Regions from separate parts of the Mus musculus genome. Here region 2 is linked to region 1. The links are chromatin loops, found by intact Hi-C in ENCODE. Cell type or tissue: gastrocnemius. All regions are shown on one strand. Links, peaks and the distances in the headings refer to the core of each region. The heading gives the core; the rest is flanking DNA.

Region 1 (10,179 bases), core at 943-8,942:
GGGTTAAAAGCACTGGCTACTCTGTAGAGGGTCAGGGCTCAGGCTATCACTCACACAGTGGTTCTAGGGTGTCCCACATCCTCTGCTGGCCCCCTTGGGCATGCACATGGTCCTCACACATACATGCAGGCAAACACTCATAAAATAAATAAAGCTTTAAAAGAGAGAGATTAACAAATGAAAGAAGCCAGTTGCAGAGGAAGACTGGAAGCTCTTCCTTATCCTGGCATTAACAAACAAACAAACAAACCACCCTGTGAACAAAGCACACCTAATACAAAAAGAGGGAGGGGCTATAAAAGAGCATGCCGTGCCTGGCTGGAAGCTCACCACCCACTTCCACTCTGGGGTACCTTTTCCTTTCTTAGTAACATGTCTATTTCTACTCCACATCTAACTCTGAAAGCACGGTTTTCCCACCTCTCCTCCTGGTGGCTACTGGGATCTTCACCTAACCTGTATTGTTTTTCTCTTAAACTAATAAAATCGTTCGTGATTCCCTCTGAGTCTTTTCTAACGTCTTTTATTAGTGGGACTGTGAGTTCCCATACGGGAACCTCCGTTTCCCCAGTAGCAACCATGGCACGTTCCATCCCCTGAGCACCCAGCAGCCCTCACATGCTCCGGAGCACAGGGGCCACAGCCTGCCTGGGGTGCGCCATACCTATGGAGAACGTGAGGCCTTTCCCTGCAAACTCCTTCCGCAGGTCTGCTACGAACTTTTGTCGTATATGTTCTTTCTGAGAGACACAAACAGACAGACAGACAGCAATCATCCACTGTATCGCAGTACAGAAGCATTTTAAAAGACTGGCCACAGGCTATACGGTTTCTCCAAGCTGGCCATTTCCCCCACAAACATCTGAGAACTTACTTTATCGAGTTCGTAGAATTCAATTCGTTCTTCTTGGCTGCAGCTTCTTCCAATTGGGGACACATTCAACATGCCATTTCGGAATTCAATGAAAGTTCCCCTGGGGAGGAGAATGGGACAAGGGGTGCCCCCAAATATAAAACACCTTATTTATTTGGGCAACAGCACATTCTAGACAGCATGAGTAAGTGACATCATGGAAGCTTTGAGCCACACAGTACTACAGACTTAAATCGTGGATCATCTAAATTGAGCTGAACAGAGACTTGGCGTGGATGAGAAATGGAATCCTCGTTCAGATCTTTAAAATGCGTGTATACACGTATGCACATAAACATGTGTGAATGCACGCTGGAAGCAGCGTCCATCGTGGGCGTGTTCAAGGCTTGCTCTCCACCTGATTTTGAAGACAGCCCCTCAGTGAGTCTGGAGCTTACCAATCAGCTTCAAGGCCTGGTCAGCAGCCCAGAGCCGCACCTGTCCTCTGCCTCCTCAGCACCAGCTACCAGCAGGCACCACCAGATCCAGCTTTTGTGAGGGTGGTAGGAATCAAAATCAGGTTCTCAGTCTTGAACAGAAAATGTTTTATTGATTGCACTAATCTCCCAGCTGTGGTAGAACAGAAACGGCCCCCACAGACTCGTGTTTGAACGCTTAGTCACCAGGGAGTAGCATTATTGGAGATGTGGCCTTGTTGGAGGAAATGTCAGAGGTGGTGGGCTTGGAGGTTGCTGATGCTCAAGCCAGGCCCACTATAACCATCTCTTCCTGTGGATCCAGATGTAGAACTCTCTCTCAGCTACTTCTCCAGCACCATGGTGACAATGGAACAAACCTCTGAACTATCAGGCAGCCCCAATCAATGTTGTCATTTATAAGAGTTGCTATGGCCATGGTGTCTCTTCATAGCAATAGAAATCCAAACTAAGACACCAGCCCTATTTCTTTTTTTTTTTTGAGCAACATGTAGAGATGTAGTAAAGAACTCCCAAGAGTGGGGAGGATCGTAGGGAGGAATATCCCACACCCCACTTTTTAGACAGTGTCTTATGTAACCTAGGCTGCCCTTGAACTTGCCATGTAGCTAGTGATGGATGATCTGGAGCCCCTGGTCCTCCTTCTTCTACCTCCCAAGTGCTGGGGTTACACCTTGAGGCACCATGTCTCACTAGTCATAACATTTAACATCGACTATTTGCTAAGATGATGGTATGTGTGTGTGTGTGTGTGTGTGTGTGTGTGTGTGTGTGTGTATACACACACACACACAGACACATACATACTAGGGAACCTGGGTGTGTTACTAATCACTGCACGTGCCTCACCGTTTCTGCCACACCTGCTGTAGGAGCATCTAATGGTAACAAGGGCTGGAAAGGAGCCCAGCTCAAAGGCACTTGCTCTTTAGAGAATCAAATCTGCTCCTGGGGCATCTGGTTTGCTAGTGAGCTCTTGAACAGACTGATGTCATGAAGAGAGGACACTGACAGGCTCTGAGATATGCTCCATGCAGTCTCACTAATGGCTCAGGAAACCTGATGTATTCAGAGGCAGACTGCTCATTCAGGCCTGTCATGATCACAGGAAATGGAGCTGACCAACATGTTTCAGTTATTCCAGGGAAGATGGCTAGATACTTCTTAAAAAATTATGTCTTTAGTTTTAGATCTAAAATAATAATAATAATAATAATAATAATAATAATAATAATAATAATAAATACATATATATTGTGAAGAACGGGTAGGATAAGCATGTATGTAGGTCAGAGGACAGTTTGTTTTGGGGTGTCCTGCTCTGCCAGTCTCTGCTTTAGTCCCTTGAGACAAGGTCTTCGGATGACCCTGGCTTTATGGAGGGCCTGTGAGCCCCAGTGGTCCTGACTCCGTCCTCCACAGTGCTTAGAGTGCAGTGTACATGGGACCAAGGCTAACTTTCTATGCGAGGCCTGGGGATGTGCACTGAGCTTTCCACGCTTGCACAGCCAGCCTTTCCTCTTCCTCACCCGCCAGCCCTGTAGCGTGGACTTCAAGCACCACAAGCAAACACACTTGCTTCTGTATTCATCCAGCTTTACACTTTCAAACTGCAAGCTTCCGATGCTTTTAAAAAATTATGTGTGTATGTGTCTTTTACAAATGTGTATGTAGCCGGGCAGTGGTGGCGCACGCCTTTAATCCCAACACTTGGGAGGCAGAGGCAGACGAATTTCTGAGTTCGAGGCCAGCCTGGTCTACAGAGTGAACTCCAGGACAGCCAGGGCTACACAGAGAAACCCTGTCTCAAAACAAACAAACAAACAAACAAACAACCCCAAAAAACCAAAACCAATGTATGTGTGTGTATGTAAGTTGTGCATGTAACGTATGTAATGCATATGTGCGTGTGCACAGCTAGCATTCGACAGCTTTCACTACCACTCTCCACCTATGAGTCCACTGCTCAGTATTCTAGAAGAGCCTCTCTGTGAAGGGTGAACTCACCTTTTCTTAGGGAGTTTAATGTTTGCAATGTAGCTCAGACAGTAGTTGATCAGGTCTTGGATCACATCCTCCCCCAGATGCCCTTGAATATTCTAGGCAAACAAAGCATGAGTTATTTGATACAACAGGAAGTACTTTCAAACGGCTCATGGCACATGCAGCTATCCTGCTAACACTGCAGAAGGCACCGGCTGACCTAGCAGGGACAATGACACACCCGGATGTCCTTTCCCCTCGTTCTCTTTTCTGCTGGTGAGAAACATTAGGTAAAACACTGTGCCTCCGTCAGAGGCCGTCTCAGCTTCAGCACTCAGGAACCTGGACCTCTTTCACAGCTCCTCGGAACCTGGGCCTCTTTCACAGCTCCTCGGAAGGGCCAGAGAGCTCAGTGCGGCGGCTCTTAGTGCTAAGTACAGCTTCTCTTTCACAGCCCCTGCCTGGGTGAGTGGCCTGCTCTAGCTTTGGCTATTGTAATAGGCACGCTGGACTCCAGCAGCTTTAAAAGGCCATTATAAAGATGCAGTCACTATCTGGAACAAGCCACAGCTGCACAGGCAAAATTCAAATTTAACAAAGAACACACTGTGAAGATTCCCTCCCTCCTGCCCAGAGGCAATCCATCCTTATCTCACACAGTGTGCTCTTCTCTGGTCTGTTTACTTTATTCTTTATAAACGGGACTCTCATTAAGCTGCCCAGGTTGGTCTTGAACTCACTTTCTAGCCCAGGTACCTAAGATGCCTGGCTGTCCCAGGAGGGCTGGCTTACTTATGGCGCAGTAGCAGTCATCCAGAATGGGCTGCATTTGTAAAAACTTACCTGCTTACACAATAGCTTCCCATCTTTGTACGCTACCAAGCCATTCTCTGGAAACACATAATCGTATTTCTCAACCACTACAACCAAAACAAGATAAAGCTGAGGGTGCGTTGAATAGAAACCTGCCTTTCTCTTCCTTCCTCAACACCCACCACCAAGGACCTGGCTAAGCACCTAAGACCTTGGCAGCCCTTCTCGTCCAGAGGCTGGGGACTGCCACAGCAGCTTTGGCTGTAAGCCTGAGGGATGACAAATGAGCTGCGGGTGGACCCTGCCTCCAGCCTGTAAGGTAAGATGCTGGCCCATGCCTGCTTCCAACTGCCATGAATTAGCACCAGGAACAAAGTGGAAAGGACACAACCACACTCTGCTCTCAGGCTTGCCAGAGCAGAACTGCTAGGCTCCATTTGTTTTTTGTTTTTGTTTTTTAAATATTTATTATTTTTGGCTAGGCCATGGTGGGGCGTGCCTTTAATCCCAGCACTCAAGAGGCAAAAGCAGTTGAATCTCTGAGTTCGAGGTCAGCCTGGGGTACACAGAGAAACAAACAAAACCCAAATACATCCACATATTATTTTGTGAACACATGTACACATCATGGTGTTCATGGAGGCGGGGTCAGTTCTCTCCTGTGCGGGTTCTGAGTACTGAACTTGTGCTGTTAATTGCTTTTACCCACTGAGCAATCTCCCAGACCCCAAAATATTTTTTTTATAAAAAAATAAAAATTTAAATACTGTTTTAAAAGATGATTCTTACACTCATTTCGACTGGAAGACTAGCATATAACCCACAAAAGATCTGCCTGCTACTGCTTCCCCAGTGCTGGACTAAAGGCACGTGCTCCGGTGCCTGCTTGTTTGTTTTTGAGACAGGCCCTCATGAAGCCCATGCTGGCCTGGATCTCATTACACAGTCTAGCGCGTCCTCAGGCCCACAGCAAGTCCCCAGAGTGCTAAGGTTACAGGCGTGTCCACTAGCCCTGATGGATGATGCCAGGTGAGCTCTCAACTGGCTTCCAGGTGAATGTTAACTCTTGTTATCCTCCCTGAAGCACAGTTCTGCTACAGTGACAGAAAACCTCTCAGAGCATGTTCTTAACTACAGCACTGGAGCCAGGGATGGCAAACACCTCTGTGACAGGATTTCTTGGGCTGAATATGCCTCTTAATGTTGCTGTGAGTGTTTCTAAAGTGAGTACCTCCGAGGAAGATGAAGTGGCATGTGTCCTGCAGATGCAGAGACGACTTCCAGTGATCTGACCCACAGACTTGCACTTTCAGATAAGACATGCTGAGTCCCAACCATGGCAATGTGATCCCCAGGACACACCTGGCAATGTCTGGAGACAGCCTGGGCTGTTACACTGGCTGAGTATGTGTGTGTGTGCACTCTACTGGCACCTAGTGGAGAGGCAAGAGATGGCCTGAAGCCTGCTACAGTGAACTATCCTGTCTAATATGTCCTTAGTACTAACCTGACTCTGGGACAACAGTGAGGTTTCTGTCTGTTTTAACCTCATGTCAGTTTTTAAAGGAAAAAAAAAATGTATTCTATGTGTATGAGTGGTTTATCTGCATGTATGTGTGTGCACCTTATGGGACTGGAATTACAGATAGTTGTGAGCTGCCATGTGGGTCCTCCATAGGAGCAGCAAGTGCTGTTAACTGCTAAGCCATCTCTCCAGCCTTGGCTTTTTAGCTTTCTGAAGACAGGGTTTCACTCTGTATTCCCGTCTGATCTCAAAACTCCAGACTCCCTTGTCTCAGCTGCCCAGGTGCCTGGTTCACAGACATTCCACACTACAACAGGTAGTGAAGAACTCTGTTTGTCAATCTCTCTGCTCACTGCTTCTCACAGACTAGCTACCCCAGAGACCCTGGGAAAACAGAGATAAATAACAGTCTGCAACATAGACTTAAGTTTAGTCTTTAAGACAGTGCTCTCTCTACCAGCAGGTCAGGCACCAGAATTTTGGGAGGGGACACTTGCGAAAACATGATATCCAGGTCCTAGAGACCCACTGTTTCACCATCTCCAAGAAAGAGGCCAGAAGACTCTCCAGCTAATGCCTGTCACTCCAGCACCCGGGAAGTGGAGACAGGAGATGAGTTTGAGCCCAGCCTGGGCTACAGAATTACACCCTATCTCAAAGGTTCTCTAGCTTGCCAGTCCTGTGTGTGAAGACTGGTGCTAGGGGAATCTAGTGCCTCTCATGACTAGGGAACCCTGGAATACACCGGGTCAGAGCAACAGGGACAATGTACTGAGACCAGAGGTATCTCCTTATCTGAGTGTGTGTGTGGGGGGGGTGACAGCCAGGAGGTGGGGCCTGGGCTGAAGTGACAGAGAAGTGACAAGGTTCCGCAAGCACAGACACAGGCATGCACACACGGCAGGGAGAGTCTATCTGTACACCTGAGGGAAGGGTCTGTCAGAGATCACAGAACTTACTTTTATATGACTAAAGCAAAGGCCAAATAAGGGCAAAGAAAATGTTTTCCCAGAGAAGGCAGAAAGTGTGCTCCATGGGTGATGGTGGCAGGTCTCAGTATCCTCAGCATTAGTCGTGGGCCGGAGTACAGTCAGCACTTACCATCATTTCCCAGTTGCTCTTGCAGTTTCTCAAAATCTGACCCACCTACCACTCCAATTTTGGTCTTCTGCCTCAATTTTTGTAGAAAGCCATCCATTTCTTCTGTAATTTTCTACATATCAGGAAGGAAAACAGGAAGATTTTGAGTCACATAATCAAATGAAAACTGCAAACTAATCCAGCCTACCCTGAATCAGCAAGCTAATTTGCCTCACACAAGCCCAGCGGTATTACTAGGCCTGTAGAAAAATTTAAATATTTAGTTATTATTTGGGGCTATTAACCTTTTTTGTTTTTTTTTCCCCTTTCCCCACTTTCTTGTGTGTTCGTTTTCTTTTGAGTTTGGGTTGTGTTATACTGCCTGGGCTAACCTTGAACTCCTGGCTAAAGAACACCCCCATCTTGGGGGTAGCAGTACCACGCTCCTTTGTTCCAGGTACCTGTCAGTCTGTTATCCCTCTGTCCCCACAGGAGCAGATAATGTATGGTTATGGAGCTATTCTGTCCTGGGTTATGACTTGCTTTTTTTATTCTGTGTTGTGGTGACCTTTTTATACATAGATTTAGCTTATTCTTTTTTGTTGGTTTTCTTTGAATATATGTCTGTATACCACATGCATGCAGTTGCCTGAGGGCAGAAGTGGGCACCAGATCATCTGGAACCAGAGTTACATATGGTTGTAGCTACTTTGTGGATGCTGGGTCCTCTGGAAGAGCAGCCAGTGCTTTTAACCACAGCACCATCTCTCCAGCCCCATAATCGTTTGTTTTTTAAAGGTGTCACAAGCCTGCAATACCAGTGTTTGGGAAATGGGAGCAGGAAGATCAGGAATTCAAGGCTACTTGGATTTCCTAAAAATGTCTTTTAACAGACAAACAAACAACTAGGGGTCTGTGCTGGCTAGATTTATGTCAACTAGGCACAAACCACAGCCAGTCATCTGAGAGGAAGAAATCTCAACTGAGAAAATGCATGCATAAGATCGGGCTGTGGGCCAGCCTGTAGAGCATTTTCTTAATTAGTGATTGACGGGAGAGGGCCCAGTTCTTTGTGGGTGGGGCCGTCCCTGGGTTGGTGGTTGTAGGTTCTATAAGAAAGCAGGCAAAGCGTGGAGCACGCTAGTAAGCAGCAACCGTCTAGGGCTTCTGTATCAGTTCCTGCCTCCACATTCCTACCCTCACTGCTTTTGATAAGGAACAGAGATATGGAACTGTTAGCAAAATAAACCCTTTTCTCCCCAAGTTACCTTTTGGTTAGGTGTTTCACTGCTGCAGGAGGTAAGCCTACAGCAGGGCCTTAGGATGCATCTTTTATACTTTTTGTTGATTTGGTTTTATGGGTGCTGAGGAGTCAGTGCAGCCTTCTGCATTCTAGGCAAACACCCCACCACTGAGATGCAGCCCCAGCCACATTTCCCCAACTTCTTGTTTGTTTGTTTGTTTGTTTTTGAGACAAGGTTTCTCTGTGTAACAGCTCTGATTGTCCTAAAACTCACTTTATAGACCAGGTTTGCTTTGAACTCATAGAGATCCACCTGCCTCTGCCTCCCAAGTGCTGGGATTAAATGTATGCAACACCATACTTGGCTTTCCTCTCAACTTTTGACAGAGAAATACTGACTTACTAAAAAAGAACTAGAACTTTGCTAGTTGTCTCTTTGGGCCACTGAATTAATCCCCAAGTGGTTTGCTACATCAGAATGGTTGATAGGGAAGACTACAAAATTAAAGAAATGGAATTCTAACCACAGCAAAGCAGTCCCACCTTCAGCAGAAGGGCAACTCAAGCTTTGCACGCTGATGAGCCACATGGCACTGTGGTCAGCCAACGTGACACATCCTGCTGTATCCTCTCAATTCACAGGACAATTTCCTTAGCTCTGTGCCCACCTGAGCTCTTTCTGTAGCTTTTTTCTCAGCTTAAATATCGCCAAAGTGAAGAGGTTGTGAAAATACCTTTGATGCTCATGCTTACCAGCTGATTTCAAAAGTGAAACAGACAACCAATCCTGAGAATTATAAAACAATATAATAAGCAGGTTAACACCTGAAAAATGGAATTGAGGTGAAAGAAAAAGAATTATGGAAGGTATTTCAGAGGTGGCAACAGCTGTGGATTCCAGGAGGCATCAAACAGACCTGTGTGCCATTAGACCAATAACTAAGTATTACTGGAGCAGAACACTGACGCTCTATGTCGGTGTTCCTGTGGCTTCTGTCCCACAGAGAGTTAAATAGCTGTGACAGAGACTATGTGGCCTGCAAACCTCAACATACTGACTCTCTGGGCCTGGGGGCTAGCTTAGCAGGAGTGCTTTCCTAGCTTGTTCAAGCTGTTGGGCTCGATCTCCACAACCAACAAATAAATGTGTGTGTGTGTGTGCGTGTGTGTGTGTGCGCGCGCGCTTCTGCCTTGTACAGAAGAGTATGCCAACTCTGCACTATGGTAATAGAATACTAGTGAGATGTGACTCTGAGCATTGAAGGGCGGTACCCTTGACCTTCATGCTGAGAGGAAAGGGGTGAAGTAGCTCAGTGACCCTGGTTTAAAGTCACTCAACAAGAGCAAACACACAGTGACAGGGACTGGGCTTCTCTGTTCATTATTTTTGTCAATGATCTCTGTGAGATTTTCCAGGATGCCACAGTTGGAAAATGATTCATGAAGCTGTTAGGGCCTGAATCCATTTGTCTTCTTTTGTTCTGAATCTTATCTCAAGTTACGGGGTAGGGAAGAAAGCACCCAGGAAGACAGACTTCTATACAAACAGGGAAATGTGCAAACCTCTGGGTCCGTGCTAATCACGTGGAGCCTACAGAGGCCATATCCTGTTACAACAACCACAATAAAAGATAACCTGTTCTTCCTCTTCCAGATTGCACTGTGATTAGTGATGTTTGATAACGCACACAGATGAGACAGGGAAGGCGGATGATACATAGATCTGTTGCTAGAATATTTTAATTGCAGAACCCAACATACAGGAAACTTCTCTTCTAAATTACTTTTCTCTTATTGTTACAATTGCTTGTGATCACTGCCCGCATGGTGTTCTAAGGGTTGAAAGCACATCTGGATCACCTGGCTCCTTCTCTATCTTATACTTCATGTCCATCTACTGCCATTTAGCTAGGGACACGGAAGCACTTTCCCAGTAGCTTATCTAGTACCTGGAGTGGTCTCCACCCTTGCACAGGAAAAGGAAATGACAAACAAGACCGTCAACAGTGCCCTGGAGCTTAGGTCCTTGAAGCACAGCTGCCGTAAGAAACGGAGGTGCCACGTCTTAATAGTTTTACTTCAGTTTCCTTATGGTAGAATGGTAGCAGCTGGACAGTAAATGCCTTTATTCTCAGCACTCAGAAGGCAGAGGCAGAGGCAGGGGGATCTCCATGAGTTCGAGGCC
Region 2 (10,179 bases), core at 960-8,959, 230 kb after region 1:
CACACACACACACACACAGGGTCAGAGTTTCAGGCTATTCTGCCTCAGGCAAGAGACTTTGAGGCGGATGAGTAAGCCAAGGCAGGAGATAGGATTGGGTCAGAATGTTCCAGAGACAGCCAGAAGCCTTATGGTTCTGGAGGGTGGGCTAGAATGTGCTTTTCAGAGGCATACCCCATCTTTCTAGACCCATCTTCACCCATGTCTCTTCTGAGTAGGTGGCCATGATCAAGCTGGTCAGATGAGGACTCAGAGGGTCAAATGCTTTCCCTAGCAAACCAGGCTGGCGGCAGAGGCTGACTGAGGCTGGGGACCTGGCCTGGCTATCTCTGAAAAGATGAGGTTGGGGGCGGGGAAATCGCCAGACTGGGTTTCCTGGCATTCAGGATGCACGGGCGCTGCAGTCGTGTGGAAAATTAAAATGAAGCTGGGTGCGAAATGAGAATGGAAGAGCGGGGGTGGAACCAGAGGGGACATAAAACACACAACGCTGCAAAGCTCTGGGCATAGCAGGGAAATAACGTATGATTTCCTCATAGCGGTGCTGCAGGCAAGTTGGGATTCAGAGAGCAAGTGAGGCCAGAGCCCCCGCAGTCTGCTCTGCTTTGGATATAGAATCTCCCCTCACAGTCTTGGTCTGTGGAGAGGTCACCGAGTGTCCAGGGCAGAGAGAGGTCACCGGGTGGCAAGAGCAGAGAGGCCACTGAGCGGCACTAGCTGTGTCCGTGGCGAATCTGTGGATGCGTCTGAGTTATGAGCTTTAGTCCGAGCAGGTTGAGGAAGTGGCTGAGAAGTACTGTGTTCCTGGCCTCCCCCGCCACCCCATCTCTTCCTCACTCCCTAGAGATGGGTAGCTCTTGTCTACTATGGTGTTTCTGCTGTCACCAGCCTGAGAGCCAGGAAACCCAGTGAGCAAAGACAGAAGCCTTGGAAACTCAGCCCAAAGCAACCTTTCTTCTTTATTTTTCTCTCACTCAGATGTTTTGCCACAGCTGACTAATGCAGGGCCTCAACTCCTTGGGAGTGTGAAGGCGTGGGTATGAAGGCAGCCTTTCTGGGCATCTATGGAAAGCCAACCCATGCTTAAAAATCTTAAAGCATCGATTCCACTTGTACAATCTCTGTGACATTTTTGTTTGTTTGTTTTGTTTTTTGTTTTTCTAGACAGGGTTTCTCTGTGTAGCCCTGGCTGTCCTAGAACTCACTCTGTAGACCAGGCTGGCCTTGAACTCAGAAATCCACCTGCCTCTGCCTCCCAAGTGCTGTGTGCGCCACCACTGCCTGGTTCTCTGTGACATTTTTAGGGCGAGGTTTACAGTGTTTGTTTGAAGTGGTGGTGACAAGCCTCAGGGGGTGCGGGTCAGATGAGTAGACATTTCTGTGTATACACGATGTTAAGGAAAATTATGGAGCCTGTAAGATGAAAGGATGAATATGCCTAGAACATTAAGCTGCGTGGGGGAATGGTTGTGCTAGTTACAGTGTTACAGGTTGTGCACTGCTGTTTGCTGCCATCTCTCAGCCGGATTAGTCAGGGTTCCCTTATTAGGACACCTGACTTGTTCGGCTCATGAGCACAGAAAGTTTATTTTTGTTCATGGATCTGAAGGTCACACTGTGCTGTTCTCAGTTGGGCCCATCACTTTGTGGCTGTGGTGACACAATGCGGTGGGGACACTTGGCTGAGCAAAACTGCTCCTTTCACAGCCGGGATGTAGGAATGAGACGAGAGCAGGCTCCCACCGTGTCCTTGGGAGGTACATTTCCATCTACTTCAGGCCCAGCTCCTGCTGTTCTCATCACCTCCGGATGATGAGCTTCTGAGACACTTATCCTAAGCATAGCCAGTATAACACTCAGATCTATAATGACGCCATACAGCTCTCTATAATGTAATGATACCATGGTCACCATAGCAACCACCTATTGAGCATCTACTCTTGGCATATATGATACTCCTACTGTGTATCACCCAAGGTGTATGGTAGTGTGGTAAATGATACTACTAACAAATAAACATACCTGGATCTAAGAGATGGCTCAGTAGGCAGGAGCACTTGCCTCATACACCTTGTGACCTGAGTTCCATTCCTAAGACCCAGGTTCATTAGGTTTTTCTCCTGTTGTCATAATAGAATACCCATGACAAGGACAACTTATTGGAAAGGGCTTATTTGGCTCATAGTTCCAGAGGGATAGAACTCAATCCCAGTATGGAAGGCAAGGTGGGTGGCAGGAGCAGGAGGCAGGCTGATCCCATTACATCCACACCAAGGAAACAAAAACTGAATGGAAGATGGGGTCAGTCTATAAGCCTCAAAGCCCGCTGGACCTCTGTGATGTACATTTTCTGGCAGAGCCCCTCTTCCCAAAGGTTCCACAACCTTAACAAACATTGCCTCCAGCTGGGGACAAAGTGTTCAAACACACAGACCTACAGGGGAACAGTTCCTATGCAAACCACATCACCACGTAGAGGTGGAAGGAGAGACCTGACCCCACAAAGCTGTCCTCCGATGTCCACATGCATGCCACGGGATGCCACCCCTACATTAAATGAATACATTTAGAAGAGAGATGCCCACGCCCTCAGCTCCAGAATCAGTGAGTGACCGGCTTTATTGGGGAAGAGCAACACTGTGAATGGAGTTGAGGATCTTGAGTTGAGGCCCTCTTGGGTTAGTGTAATAGGCTGTAAGGCCCGTGATGAGCGAGTGTCCTTACAAGAGGAAACACACAGAGAAGAGACAGAGGCAGAGGGAGAACCTAAGCCAATGCTGCTGCCTGCTGCCACAAAGTGGCTGCTGAGAGGCAGGGCCACCCCCTGCCGTGGGGATGAGGATCATGTTTTCAAACACCTTGACTCTAAAGCTTAGCAAATAAATCCTTGGTGGTGGTTTATGGTTTGGCTGGGTCTCGAGTTGCCCAGTCTGGCCAAGCATGCACGGTGTCGCTGAGAGTGACCTTAAAGTTTTGATCCTTCTGCTTCTACCTCCCAACTACTGCGATTATAGGCATGCACAATGATGTCTGGTTTAAATTGCTTGTTTTTGAGATGTTATTGTTATTATTGTTGTTGTTATTATTGTTATTATTACTACTACTATATGTGTGTGTGTGTTATGTCAATGCACGCCCTGTGGGCAGTGCTCATGAAGGCCAGGGAAGAATTGGGCCCCCTTAGAGCTGGCATCACAGATGGTTGTTAGCTGCCACTTGGGTGCTGTCTTAGTCAGGGTTTCTATTCCTGCACAAACATCATGACCAAGAAGCAAGTTGGGGAGGAAAGGGTTTATTCGGCTTACATTTCCATACTGCTGTTGATCACCAAAGGATGCAGGACTGGAACTCAAGCAGGTCAGAAAGCAGGAGCTGATGCAGAGGCCATGGAGGGATGTTCTTTTCTGGCTTGCTCAGCCTGCTCTCTTATAGAACCCAAGACAACCAGCCCAGAGATGGTCCCACCCACAAGGGGCCTTTCCCCCTTGATCACTAATTGAGAAAATGCCTTACAGTTGGATCTCATGGAGGCATTTCCTCAACTGAAGCTCCTTTCTCTGTGATAACTCCAGCTGTGTCAAGTTGACACAAAACTAGCCAATACAGGTGCGTAGACTCAAATCCTTGGACAAGCTTCTGATGCTCCTAACTGCTGAGTCACCTCTTCAGGGTGCTACACACACCCCTTAAAAGGTTTTGGGAATCATGCCTAGTTTCCCTTGGTGCTGGATTTGGAACACAGTCCTGAATGGTAGGCAAGCAGTGTACGGAGCCACATCCCCAGAACCACCCTCTGAGCTTTCATACTGAGCCTTTAATCTCAGTGTTCAGGAGGCAGAGGCAGTGAAATGTCTGAGTTCGAGGCCAGCCTGGTCTGCAGAGTGAGTTCCAGGACAGCCCGGGCTACACAGAGAAACCCTGTCTTGAGAATCAAAACAAACAAAAGACGATGCACTTTTCCACATTGCCAGTACTGGAGTTACAGATGCTGCTGTTGCACCCCACTTTCTTTAAGCTTTCAAACTCAGGTCCCGATGTTTGTACAACAGGTGCTTAATGGACAGACCTATCTCTCCAGCCCCACCATGATTGGTGTTTTCCTTTCATGTACCGAGTCCCCAACTCACAGGCTCAGAGGATGGGCTATTTGTTGGCTCTCCATTTGACAGATGAGAAAACTGAGGTTGCAAAGCTACCCCCAGCTTGTTATGTTAGAACAGACACTGGAGCCCTGGGGATGGGAATGTGAGCAGCCGGTGCTCGGCCGATCCTGAGACACTGAGGGACACACGAGTGCCAGTGCGCCTGGTGGTTGAGGCTGTTGATTTGTTTAATGGCTTTTGAGGATTGTGTAGCACCGTGGTCTTGATGCTAATCCCTGTGTGCAGTCTATCAGCTCATCCACAGGGTGTACTGTCCGTGAGCTATTCATCTTTGTCTCTGGACTGTGGAGCTGGGCTCCTAGCAGACAGCATCTAGTCATCTGCTGAATTTAATATGCCCTGGGGGGAAGGGCCGAGGAGATGGTCTAGAGAGTAAAGAGCTTGTGGCTCAAGGGTGAGAATCCAAGTTCAAATCTCTAGCACCCGCAGAAAAGGTCAAAATTGAAAGGGCAATTTCCACCCATTCTACTATTTTTACAGATAGACCCCCAGATCACAGTCAGAGACTGCCTGTATGACAGGTTTAAAATCTTGTTCATTATCGTGTGTGGTGTGTGAACAGGTGTAGCACAGCCCACAGAGAGACCTGAGGACAGCTTTGTAGCCTTAGCTTTCTCCTCCTGTCTTCAGGCAAACATGGCCAGTGGTTTTGCCAATGGAGCCATCTCACTAACCCCTGTATTGCATTAATGTTTTATTGTTAAGATCACCAAGGGTTTGGGGTGTGGGATGAGATTAGATCCATGCCCCCCCTCCCAGGATAAAATGAGTCATGTGCCTTGAATTTATGATGTGTCTGTAATTTGGGACAGGACCAGGCAGAGGCAGAACATGAGTATAGGGTTTTGTTTTTGTTTTTCAAGACACAGTTTTTCTGTTTAACAGCCCTGGCTGTCCTGGAACTCATTTTGTAGACCAGGCTGGTCTTGAACTCACAGAGATCGGCATGCCTCTACCTCCCGAGTGGTGGGATTAAAGGAGTGTGCCACCACACCTGACCTTGTATGTTTTAAAAAATTAGTTAATTTCTCACACCTGGGAATGAAACCCAGGTCCCTGCAAGAGCAGCTCGTACTCTAAACCACTGAGCCATCTCTCCAGCCCCAGGTGTAGGGATTTTATAAGCTGTTCTTTCTCCACCGCCTCTGCTCACCACTTGTCACTGTCCTCAGCTAGAAGGGAACTAGATTTTCCCCCAGACTTGGTGGTGTTTATCTCTTAGACTTACTTGGTCCTTTGCATACTCATTAGAATAGCCGGCTCTTGAATCGGCACTGAGAGAATAAGTAAATAATACAACACTGCCCTCTAGGGGTTGCAGAGAGTAAGTGCAAAGATGCTCACAGTTCAGACCATGCATTCAGGAGTCTCCACGGTTCTTAACTACCACTAGAAGTAGTTGTGTAGACCTACTTTTGTGGGTACGTGGTAAACATATGTAAATGATTGGATGCTAGATATTAGTAACCCCCTGTGCCTGTTACCCTCTTCTCCTTAGCTATGCACGGGACATTCGTGATCTTATTGCCACTCAGTCTGATCGTGATGGTGTTTGGGGGGATGACCGGGTTCTTGAGCTTCCTCCTCCGAGCTCACCTCCTTCTGCTGCTCACCGGGATCCTCTTTCTCTTTGGAGGTAGGTGTACACCTGCCCGGGGCCTAGGCTCTACAGTTGTACTGATGGTGAACGCCGTGCTGTAAACCTCTTTAGGGGCAGGTCTCAGCTTCTCTAAGGGCTTCCCCCCATTGTGACAGTACAGTAGCTGGGAAAGGCAGTGGTTTTCAGCCTTAAGCTCCCCAGATCTCTGGTTCCAGGAAGGAAGAAGGACGGGGTAGGGCACAGCCTTAGGAGTCATCCCCAGCATCTCGCTGCAAAGCTGTGTCGTCTGCCACCTCTCTGTCTTGGTCTCCCAAGGATGGCCTTGGCTTCCGGTTTAGAGCTGTGGGCTGACACCCGCTGTCTTTGCTCCCTTCTGATGTGGGAAATCAGACTGACCAGGCACAGAAGGACACAGTGCACATGCATGGCTTCACTGGGTTCTCAGTAAGCAGAGCTCATGGTGAGACAGAACAGAGCCACAAGTAGAAGCAGCGGATGGGTCTGGGGACACGCCAGCTGTGTGGCACTCAGCTTCATTTAGCAGGCATAAGTTCAGGGATCTATTGTCCATTCTTGTGATTACAGTCAGTACCCATAGACCGTGTATCCATACGCCTTGCACTTGAATGTGGCCAAGAGGGTAGATTTTATGTGTTTCACTATAAAAAGAAGTTGTGTGAGTTGACCCATGTATTTAACAGTGTCTTAAGCTACTCCATGCACACACTTTACCGCCATGTGCATCATACTCTGAAAATGTGCAAGGTTTACTGCGAGAAAGTGACACACTTCAGGGCATGGCAGTACACACCCATCAGGCTGAGTGTTGATCTCAAGCTGAAGTCCAGATAATACCGTACAGTGTAACTTTTACAAACAGAAAACAATACCAAGTCAAGCCATACCTCTCAAACCCAAATCCAAACCACACCCTCCAAAAACCCAAACCCATCCTTAAACCAAACCTAACCAAACAAACTTAATCAACCACGTCCAAACCAAAGCCAGGTCAGCAGACACCGGCCGAGGCAGTTCTGTTTACATGACTGGCTACAGGCCTTGGGAAAGTGGGACCCACAGCCCAGATGGGTGCCCTCTGGCTCCCTGAATTACAAGGGAAAGAAAGACAGAGGCCTGGGAAATGGCTCAGCATGTAAGAACATTTGGTATGTAAGCAAGAGAACCCAGGTTAAGATCCCCCCAAACCATGGAACAATCCAGGCATGATTGTGTGTGTGTGTATGTGTGTGTGTGTGTGTATTGTGTATAGAATGAGAGGAAGGAAGGGGGAGGAAACAGGAGGGTGTTGCTAAAACTTCTCCCTAGAAAAGTTGTAAACCACATCTTTCCCCCTTCTTGGGTCCCAATGATTCACTGATTCAACGGAAGTTCACCAGGGGAACCTGTGAGTTTATGAGGCTTACAGGCAGAGCAGTGGGTGAGGCAGAGCATAGATGACCTTAAAGCAGCCACCCCAGGAGGTCTGCACCCACCCAGCATGTGTGATGACTCCCTGTGGCTGTGTAGATGAAGCCTACCCCTTTTCTCCCCTCCGGATCTCCTCCAACCCTTCCCACAAGCCCACAAAAAATTAGGGTAGAAATGCTTCTAATGGTGGTGGCTAGATCCTCAGGTGAGGGTGCTAAGACCCTCTCTGCCCCCTCCAGGCCAGCAGAACTCCTGATGTTGGCAGCAGTTTGGCTGGGAGGACAGACCTGCATAATGAGGGAGAGGGGAAGAGGAGAGAGACAGAGGAGGGAGAGGAAGGTAGGGGGAGGGAGATGAGGGAGGAGAAAGAGAAGAGAAAGAGGTGTATGTGAAGAAAATCCAGCTCTTATGTTAAAAGAATAGAAGTTTTTTTTTTTTTCTTTTTCTTTTTTCCTGGAGCTGACTATTAGTGACCATGGTCTGGGAACAGAGATTCAGGTCTTCCGTCTCCACAAATATCATGTTCCAATGAAGTAGAAATTCATGGAACGTTTTATGGCAACGAATAAAGAAAGCCATAAGTGGTCCATCGGTGGGTACATTTGGATAGGTGAGTTTAAGTAAGATGCGGAGAAGGCTGCTCTAGGGCTGGCTTGCTGACAGCCCGATAAGCCCTTTGGCGGGGACGGACAAATCTACATCATCGAAGTCTTAATCAACCCGCCTTGGCAGACATAGCTTCTTTCCAGGACTTCTCAGGCACAATGGAGAAGGATGGAGGCAGGAAGGACGGAGGAGGTGAGAGGAAGAGGAGTTGAAAGAAGAGTGAGGAAGGAAGCTGAGGGGGTGGAGGAGAGAAGGGGTGGGGGTTCAGGAGGGAACTGGGTGGAGGAGGAGGAGGAGCAGACCAAGAGGTCCTGAATGACTGTCCCTGTCTTTCCCTGCAGCCATGGTGACCCTCACTGGAATCAGCATCTACATTGCGTACTCAGCAGTTGCCTTCCGAGAGGCAGTATGCCTCCTGGAGGAGAGGGCCCTGCTGGATCAGGTGGATATACGCTTTGGCTGGTCTCTGGCCCTCGGCTGGATTAGCTTTGTATCTGAGCTGCTCACTGGGGTGGTCTTCCTGGCAGCGGCGCGTGCGCTCAGCCTGAGCCAGAGGCAGGACCAAGCCATCTGAGTTTGGCCAACCCAGGAGGCGCAGGGCCTTTTGGACCCATCTCAGTGGATGGCAACCTTTTCTTACTCAAATACCATTGACAGAAGCCAGAAAGCCAGTGGTGGCTCGCTGAGGATGAGTGCCCCCTGGCTGCTGTCTTTGTGCTATCTGGGCTGCCCAGTCTGCTGTGATGTGCGCATGTGTGTGCTTCTGGTAGTCCGGAAGAGAGGGAGTGTGGAGCCCTTATCACCTGAAATAAACACCAATCCTAGTCACCCGGTAGTTTTTGAGCTCTGCCTCACCCTGCGCCTCCTCTGGCTTCATTTTGTCCTTGGCCCTGCCCTTTGGATCAGCTTCTCTTCTTTGTGAGAAGATGCTGGGTGGATCAGAGAGGTGGGATAACGTGTGCAAAGGTGCACAGAGACACGGGCATGCTTGGCTCTTCAAGAGTCACCCTGTCACGGTGGTGGCACACGCCTTTAATCCCAGCACTTGGGAGGCAGAGGCAGGCGGATTTCTGAGTTCGAGGCCAGCCTGGTCTACAGAGTGAGTTCCAGGACAGCCAGGGCTACACAGAGAAACCCTGTCTCGAAAAACCAAAAAAAAAAAAAAAAAAAAAAAAAAGAAAAGAAAAGAAAAGAAAAGAAGAGTCACCCTGTCTGCCAGCACAGCGTCCCAGGGTCCTGTGGGGTCCTTCTACCTCAGATGCTACCTTAAGCTTCACACAACCTGGACCCAGACAGGAGGACACAGTGGGTAGCACCAGGGAGAAGTCAGAGCTCTGGGGTCCCAGCACCAAGGAGGGAAGGTTTCCTGAGTGAGTCACTCCAGCCAGTGTGTGTGAATAGAGGGGGTCGGTGAGAGTAGAGTGCAGGGAGAAGTGGAGGGAGGGGTTAAAGAAGGAAGTGGAGGGGGTAGGAAAGAAGGGATGGAGGGGGGAACAGAGAGTGGAGGAGGAGGGGAGTGGAGGTGAAGAAGGGCATGTGGGAGGGTTGGGGTGGAGGTGGAGGAGAGGGAAGTGAGAGAGGGGAGTTGGGGTGGAGGAGGGAAGTGGAGGATTTGGGAAGAGTACTGCCTAATTCTCCATAGGAAAGGTTTTCTGGTACAAGGAGTTTCTGGGCTAGGGGCTCACTTTGGAAATGTTAACAGATGTATCTCAGAGGCTAGAGACCCCCTGGACCACTCAGCTGGGCAGTGTTGGTCCTCTGTACTTCTCCAGGGGTGTCGGGAGGCCCCCAGAGGAAGAGGGGCAGGCACAACCAGTACGAACATCCCTCGAAACCACAGTTTCATCCTCAGATGCTCACCTCTGTGTCTGTGCCCAGCTTGAAGGCCAGATGTCAGCCCTCGCCCAGCCTAGTGTGGAGCTTGGCAGTACTCAGCAGGAGTCACTGGGGACTGCAGCCCAGGATGGGAGGTGGGGATCCTTGGGCTGAAGGAACTGCAGGAGCTGCCAGTGCGTCAGTGGGTTTCACGGCCATTGGTGCGTGTTATTAGATGACAACACTGTTCTCAGCATCATGACATCATACCTTCACAATGTCACCATCCTCGCAGGACATTGTCATCAAATGACACCACTATAGTCACCAATGACATCATAGCCTTTCTGTGACACCAACATCCTAAGGACTGTCTTAGTTACTTTTCTATTGCTGTGACCAAACGCTACGACCATTTTAAAGTCGGGACTCACAGGCTCAGAGAGTTAGAGTTTGTGACCATCATGGCAGGCAGGCAGGCAGGCAGGCAGGCAGGCAGGCAGGCAGGCAGGCAGGCAGGCAGGCAGACGGGCGGGCGGGCGGGCAGGCAGGCAGACATAGCACTGG

The links. Hi-C counts contacts between places; a loop is a spot of excess contacts. Peaks named below come from ENCODE experiments on the same cell type or tissue, not always from the same donor. Only the 100,000 strongest peaks of a DNase experiment are listed, where the experiment ranks them.
Region 2: a loop joins it to region 1, with 2.3 times the contacts of the local background. A loop is called at or near these places in 8 of 42 quality-filtered maps.

What each region holds. Positions count from the first base shown.
Region 1 is chr16:8,639,443-8,649,621 of GRCm38, reverse strand. It overlaps Pmm2 (phosphomannomutase 2), which reads right to left. Exons shown (of 9, transcript NM_016881.3): 2 at 6,773-6,884; 3 at 4,177-4,253; 4 at 3,358-3,449; 5 at 875-974; 6 at 665-740. Among named protein-coding and RNA genes, the nearest start is that of Tmem186, 6.8 kb to the right of the region's middle. In gastrocnemius, for the core only: a CTCF peak has its summit at 5,581 (motif pointing left); a DNase peak (open chromatin) is centred at 5,546; H3K27ac peaks cover 219 bases.
Region 2 is chr16:8,407,721-8,417,899 of GRCm38, reverse strand. Tmem114 (transmembrane protein 114) reads left to right here. Exons shown (of 4, transcript NM_029070.2): 3 at 5,662-5,799; 4 at 8,139-8,624. The coding sequence ends at 8,371. Among named protein-coding and RNA genes, the nearest start is that of Gm24579, 10 kb to the right of the region's middle. In gastrocnemius, for the core only: a CTCF peak has its summit at 5,488 (motif pointing left); a DNase peak (open chromatin) is centred at 8,390.